2 separate regions of the Homo sapiens genome follow, and region 2 is linked to region 1. A link is an interaction called in ENCODE POLR2A ChIA-PET data of the cell type or tissue named here. Cell type or tissue: B cell. All regions are shown on one strand. Links, peaks and the distances in the headings refer to the core of each region. The heading gives the core; the rest is flanking DNA.

Evidence for each region. Peaks named below come from ENCODE experiments on the same cell type or tissue, not always from the same donor. Only the 100,000 strongest peaks of a DNase experiment are listed, where the experiment ranks them.
Region 2: POLR2A ChIA-PET joins it to region 1 with 6 read pairs; 1 of 35 experiments calls an interaction of 5 or more read pairs at or near these places.

Annotation. Positions count from the first base shown.
Region 1 is chr19:46,844,272-46,847,953 of GRCh38, reverse strand. AP2S1 (adaptor related protein complex 2 subunit sigma 1) reads left to right here. Exons shown (of 5, transcript NM_004069.6): 2 at 1,812-1,961. Among named protein-coding and RNA genes, the nearest start is that of AP2S1, 4.7 kb to the left of the region's middle. In B cell, for the core only: no CTCF peak of the experiment used is centred there; a DNase peak (open chromatin) is centred at 1,803; H3K27ac peaks cover 410 bases.
Region 2 is chr19:47,867,057-47,870,738 of GRCh38, reverse strand. It overlaps LINC01595 (long intergenic non-protein coding RNA 1595), which reads left to right and starts at 1,378. Exons shown (of 4, transcript XR_936006.3): 1 at 1,378-1,699. It overlaps SULT2A1 (sulfotransferase family 2A member 1), which reads left to right. Exons shown (of 6, transcript NM_003167.4): 6 at 1-272. In B cell, for the core only: a CTCF peak has its summit at 1,652 (motif pointing left); a DNase peak (open chromatin) is centred at 1,658.

The DNA of each region.
Region 1 (3,682 bases), core at 352-2,851:
CCAGCAATCTCACTCTTAGGTATATACCCAAGAGAAATGATCCATCCACACGAAAACTCATACACGAATGTTCATAGCAGTATTATTCATAATAGCCCTAAAGCAGAAACAACCCAAATGCCCGAAGTACGGCCTTATCCATCCAACAGAGGATCACTCAGCCACGGAAAGGAATTGCAGCTCTGCCGCTTGCCACCCCACAGATGAGCCTGGAAAACGTCACGCTGAGTGAAGGAAGCCAGACACGAAAGCCACAGAGTGCATGATTCCACTCATATACAATGTCCAGAACAGACACATCCACAGAGACAGAAAGGAGACTCGTGGCTGCCAGGCCCTGGGGGAACGGAGAGTGACTGCTAATGGGTGGGGAGTTTTTTGGGGGGAGATGATGAAAATGTTCTGGTATTAGATAATAAATTAGATAGTGGTGATATTAGGTGGGGTGCAGTGGCTCACGCCTGATGCAGCACTTTGGGGGGATGAGGTGGGTGGATCGCTTGAGGCCAGGAGTTCGAGACCAGCCTGGACAACATGGTGAAACACTGTCTCTACTAAAAATACAAAAAGTTAGCTGGGCGTGGTGGTGTGCACCTGCGGTCCCAGCTACCTGGGAGGCCTGCACCCAGGAGGTGGAGGTTGCAGTGAGGCGGGATCGCGCCACTGCACTCTAGCCTGGGCAACAGAGCTAGAACCTGTCTCAAAAAAAAAAAAAAAAGTGGTGATTTTTACACAACTGTGAATATATACTAAGTGAATATACCAAAAACCATTTAACTGTCTACATTTTAAGTGGATGGATTTTATGGTGTGTGAATTACATTTCAATTTTATAAAAAGTTAGGAAGCAAAGAGAAAAAAAGAAGTGGCAGAGCTGAGACTTAGCCCAAAGGAGTCTGAACCTCAAATGTTTATTGAGTATCTACCACCTACCAGCCACCGAACTAAGTTTATAAACTTTTTTTTTAACCTTTAAAAAAACCCTGGCTGACTGGGCGTGGTGGCCCATGCCTATAACCCCACACTTTGGGAGGCAGAGGCGGGCGGATCACCTGAGGTCAGAAGTTTGAGACCAGCCTGGCCAACATGGTGAAACCCCGTCTCTACCAAAAATACAAACATTTTCCAGGCGTGGTGGCGGGTGCCTGTAGTCCCAGCTACTCAGGACACTGAGGCAGGAGAATCGCTTGAACCTGGGAGGCGGAGGTTGCAGTGAGCCGAGATTGCGCCATCGCACTCCAGCCTGGGTGACAGAATGAGACACTGTCTGAAAATTTAAAAATAACAAAAAATATAATGAAAAAACCACCCTGGTGAGATGAATCTTCTTGGGAGACTTGTTTTGCTGGTGAGGAAACAGGCCTAGAGGGGCAGACAAAGCAGGGCACAGTGGCTCACACCTGTGATCCCAGCAGTTTGGGAGGCCGAGGTGGGAGAATTGCTTGAGTCCAGGAGTTTGAGACCAGCAACGTAGCAAGACTCTGTCTCTACAAAAAAAAAAAAAAAAAAAAACAGAGAGAGATAAGAGGTGGTGGAGGAGCCTGGGACTCGGGGCCCTGGAGCTGACTCCAGAGTTGGAGACTTGTGGAAGGGAAGTCACTCCACAGGGGTGCTGGAGGGACCCGGGATGAAGCGTGTGGCCAGGCCGGCCTGGCTTGGGTCTGGGGAGCAGCCGAGACCCCTGGAAGTCAGGCAGCAGGGAGGCCCTGAGCCCTATCTCCCCTCTGGGTGGATGGGTGGGGCCGTTGGGCAGCACCCAACCCGCCCTCTCTGCCTCTCTCACTTCCTCCTTCTCCTCCTGCTGCCCCCAGATCCGCTTTATCCTCATCCAGAACCGGGCAGGCAAGACGCGCCTGGCCAAGTGGTACATGCAGTTTGATGATGATGAGAAACAGAAGCTGATCGAGGAGGTGCATGCCGTGGTCACCGTCCGAGACGCCAAACACACCAACTTTGTGGAGGTGACGCCCGCTCCATGCCTCCTGCACCCCGCTGCTTCCTCGTGCCCTACTTCGCCACTCCCTGCCCAGCTTCTAGTTGCAAGAACCCCTTGGACCCTCTATCCATCCTATATCATTCACTCAACCTGCTTTGAGCTTGCTTGCTTCTTCCCTTCCTTTACTTGTACTTTTCATTGTGAAAAATCATAAACATACAGATTAGTACAATGAAAGAAAAGTAGATTGGAGATTCGTATACCTACTACCCAGATTTAATCAGTATTAATATTTTGCCTTTTTGTTCTGCATTGTTATTATTAATTTTTTTTGCCTACGATTAAAAAAGAATTTTTTTTTTTGGTCAAATTTTTTTTGCTGGTGCGTTTTTCAAACTTCCTATAGAATGTTCAAACACAGAAAAGTAGAGAGAATAGGCCAGGTGCAGTGGCTCATGCCTGTAATCCCAGCACTTTGGGAAGCCAAGGTGGGAGGATTGCTTGAGCCCAGGTGTTCAAGACCAGCCTGGGCAATGTAGCAAGACCTTGTCTTTATTTTTTATTTGATTGAATTGAATTAATTAATTAATTAATTAATTAATTACTTTTTTTGAGACAGAGTCTTACTCTGTCACCCAGGCTGGAGTGCAGTGGCATGATCTCAGCTCACTGCAACCTCCACCTCCCAGGTTCAAGCAATTCTCCTGCCTCAGCCTCCCAAATAGCTGGGATTACAGGCGTGCACCACAACACCAGGCTAATTTTGTATTTTTGGTAGAGACGAGGTTTCACCATGTTGGCCAGGCTGGTCTCGAACTCCTGACCTTGTAATCCACCCTCCTCGGCCTTCCAAAGTGCTGGGATTACAGGCATGAGCCACTGCGCCTGGCCTTTTTTGCCTTTTTTTTTTTTTTTTTCTGAAATGGAGTCTGTCTCAGTCACCCAGGCTGGAGTGCAATGGGGGCAATCTTGGCTCACTGCAACCTCCTCCAGGGTTCAAGCTATTCTCTGCCTCAGCCTCCCTAGGAGCTGGGATTACAGGTGCTCGCCACCACGCCTGGCTAATTTTTGTATTTTTAGTAGAGATGGGGTTTCACCATGTTGGTCAGACTGGTCTTGACCTCCTGATCTCAAGTGATCCACCCGCCTTGGCCTCCCAAAGTGCTGGGATTACAGGCGTGAGCCACCATGCCTGTCCCTCTTTAAAAAATTTTTTTTGAAACAGGAGCTCATTCTGTCACCCAGGCGGGAGTGCAGTGGCACGAACATGGCTCACAGCAGCCTTGACTTCCTATGTTCAAGCTACCCTCCCACCTCAGCCTCCTGAGTAGCTGGGACTACAGGCTTGTGCACTACCAAGCCCAGCTAATATTTGTATTTTTGGTAGCGATGGGGTCTCACCATGTTGCCCAGGCTGGTCTCAAACTCTTGAGCTCAAGTGATCTGCCTGCTTCGGCCTCCCAAAGTGCTGGGATTACAGGCATGAGCCACTGCGCCCAGCCAGGATGCAGGTTTAAATGGTTTGGTTAGGATGGCATTGCTGAAAAGGTGACATTGGAGCCAAGACCTGAAGGACTTGACGGGGAGGAAGGAGCCAATGTCTGAGAGGAACATTTCAAGCCAAGGGAACAGCAAGTGTAAAGTCCCTGGGGCAGGAGAATACTTAGGGCGTTCCAGGGATAGCAGGAATGCAGCCAGGAAGGGGAGGAGATGAAAGAGAGAAGATAACAGGGTAATCTCTTGGTG
Region 2 (3,682 bases), core at 704-3,203, 1.0 Mb before region 1:
AATGCTACAAGAATAATGTACGTACTACCTAAAAGGATGTCTAAATGTTTGTTAATAAAAATAAGAAATAGCTACAGTGACAGATTTTAGAGCAAAAATTAGTAATAAAAATAAGAAATAAAATTACAGGAGCAATTAAGGTTCCATTTCTTTTCATCACATGTATCTCCACAATTTATTATTGCTCTGATCTTAAGGAGTGTAATTTGCAATCTAATTTTATCCTCTTACTCTGTGTTGTTAAACCATATACAATAAACGGTGTTTATGGAGGCTTCTAAAACTTTCATAAGGCCAGGTGCGGTGGCTCACACCTGTAATCCCAGCACTTTGGGAGGCCAAGGAGGGCGGATCACTTGAGGTCAGGAGTTTGAGACCAGCCTGGCCAACATAGTGAAACTCTGTCTCTACTAAAAATACAAAAATTAGCTGGGCATGATGGCACATGTCTGTAATCCCAGCTACTCGGGAGGCTGAGGCATGAGAATTGCTTGAACCTAGGAGATGGAGGTTGCAGTGAGCTGAGATCATACCATTGCACTCCAGCCTGGGCAACAGAGGGAGACTCCATCTCAAAAATAAAAAATAAAAAAACTAAAGTCTTGTTCCGCAAAAGAACCAAAGAACCTATAAAGAGAATGAAAAGATAGGCCAGGTGCGGTGGCTCATGCCTGTAATCCCAGCACTTTCGGAGGCCGAGGCAGGTGGATCACTTGAGCTCAGGAGTTCAAGACAAGTCTGGCCAACATGGTAAAACCCTGTCTCTACTAAAAATAGAAAAATTAGCCAGATGTGTTGGCGGAGGTTGCAGTGAGCCGAGATTGTGCCACTACATTCCAGCCTGGGCAACAAAGTGAGACTCCATCTCAAAACAAAATGAGAAAACAAGAAGACAAACCAGAGATGGAGAGGAAGTACTTGTAAATCTCATATCTGGCAATGGACTTGTTTCTAGAATACATAAAGAACTCCTAAAACCCAGCATTAAACAAATAATCTTTTAAAAGAAAAAAAAGAATAAAAGATTTGAACAAACATTTCACCAAAGAGGACACAGGGATGGCAAATCAGCACATGAAACGATGTTTTGCATCATTTGCCTCTAGAGAAATATAAATTAAAACCACAACAAGAAGGCCGGGTAAGGTGGCTCACGCCTATGATCCCAGCACTTTGAGAGGCCAAGGTAGGTGGATCACTTGAGCTCAGGAGTTTGAGACCAGCCTGGCCAACATGGTGAAACCCTGTCTCTACTAAAAATACAAAAATTAGCCAGGCGTGGTGGCGGGTGCCTGTAGTCCCAGCTACTTGGGAGGCTGAGGCAGGAGAATGGCTTGAACCCGGGAGGCGGAGCTTGCAGTGAGTTATGATCCTATCACTGCACTCCAGCCTGAGCAACAGAGCAAGACTGTCTCCAAAAAAAAAAAAAAAAAAAGTATATTTTCTAGCTGTTTGGCTTTAGCTTAAATTACACAAGTGGAAAGAAATATAATGTTGCCTCTGTGTCTTTTCCATGTTTTTCTCCCACTCGAATGTGGGGTGTCTCTCCCCCATCCCACCTGGAGGTCTTTTGTATGGAAGGAACCAGCCGGTCTAGGTGGCTCCTGGGACACCCCAGGTCCAAGCTCTGGTTGGCCGCTCCCTGGGCTGGAACAGTGACGTATTGTTGCCCCCTGGTGGCCACGGAGCACCATAACGGGTATGTGGAAGCCGAGGACTCTCCCAGTTCTGGGGGTGCCCCTGAATGAACCCCATCTCTGATCTGACCCCACTGTGTCTCTAGAGATACAACTGCATCTCGAAGTAGCAACAATAAAAACCCACAATATCCTTAAGTTATTTCCTGTCAGGCATTTTCTTTAGAAGAATTTCAGGGAAGCAGTCTGAGGTTTTTTGTTGTTTTTGGGGGATATTCTTGAGATGGAGTCTTGCTCTGTCGTACAAGCTGGAGTGCAGTGGCACGATCTCAGCTCATTGCAACCTCTGCCTCCCGGATTCAAGCGATCCTCCTGCCTCAGCCTCCTGAGTAACTGGGACTACAGGCGCCAGCCACCATGCCAGGCTAATTTTTGTATTTTTAGTAGAGACGGGTTTTCACCATGTTGGCCAGGCTGGTCTCAAACCCCTGACCTTAAGTGATCCACCCTCCTCGGCCTCCGAAAGTGTTGTGAATACAGGCGTGAGCCACTGCACCCGGCAGAAACAGTCTGTTAAAATGGGAGTCTGGAAAAAAATTTTTTTTGAGACGGGGTCTTGCTGTGTCATCCAGTCTGGAGTGCAGTGCTACCACCACAGCTCACTGCAGCTTCCACCTCCCAGGCTCAAGTGATCCTCCCTCCTGCCTCAGCCTTCCAAGTAGCTGAGACCACAGGTAGTGCCACCACACCTGGCCAAATTTTTAATTTTTTGTAGAGACGGGGTCTTACTATGTTGCCCAGGCCAGTCTCGAACTTCTGGGTTCAGTCCATCCTTCCACCTCGGCTTCCCGAGATTAGAAAGCGTGAGCCACCTCCTTACCTGGCCTTGAAAACCCTTTTTTTTTTTTAAGACAGAATTTCTGTCACCCAGGCTGGAGTGAAGTGGCACAATCTCGGCTCACTGCAACCTCCACCTCCCGGGTTCACGCCATTCTCCTCCTTCAGCCTCCCAAGTAGCTGGGACTACAGGCGCCCGCCACCATGCCTGGCTAATTTTTTGCATTTTTAGTAGAGACGGGGTTTCACCGTGTTAGCCAGGATGGTCTTGATCTCCCGACCTCGTAATCCACCCACCTAGGCCTCCCAAAGTGCTGGGATTGCAGGCGTGAACCACCATGCCCAGCTGAAAACCCTTTTTAACTAATGAATTTACTGGTGGCTACTATATTTATTTGGTATAAAAATAATGACCATTCGCAGGCTGGGCACAGTGGCTCATGCCTGTAATCCCAGCACTTTGGGAGCCGAGGCAGGCAGATAACCTGAGGTCGGGAGTTGGAGACCAGCCTGACCAACATGGAGAAACCCCGTCTCTACTGAAAATACAAAAATTAGCTGGGCATGGTGGCTCATGCCTGTAATCTCAGCTACTCGAGAGGCGGAGGCAGGAGAATCACTTGAACCGGGAGGTGGAGGTTGCGGTGAGCCAAGATCAAGCCACTGCACTCCAGCCTGGGCAACAACAGCAAAACTCCATCTCAAAAATAAATAAATAAATAATAAATAAAATAATGACCATTCACATCTTTCTCTTTATGGCATTTGATTTTATCTAGGTGGATTTCTGTGAAAGGGACAATCAGATAAGGCAATTTTGAGTTTTCTTTTACTAAAATAGTTTTGTTTGTTTGTTTGTTTGTTTTTGAGACAGTCTCGCTCTGTCACCCAGGCTGGAGCGCAGTGGCGCAATCTTGGCTCACTGCAGCCTCCACCTCCCCAGTTCAAGCGATTCTCATGCCTCAGCCTCCTGAGTAGCTGGGATTACAGGCACCCGCCATCATGCTCTGCTAATTTTTTTATTTTTAGTAGAGAGGGGGTTTCATCATGTTGGCCAGGCTGGTCTCAAACTCCTGAACTTAGGTGATCCACCCACCTCGGCCTCCCAAAGTGCTGGGATGCCAGGCATGAGCCACCACAGCTGGCTTTGGTGTCTTCTTAATAATGACAGTTAGGCATCAACTCCCAGGAGTCTGTCTACTCCATGG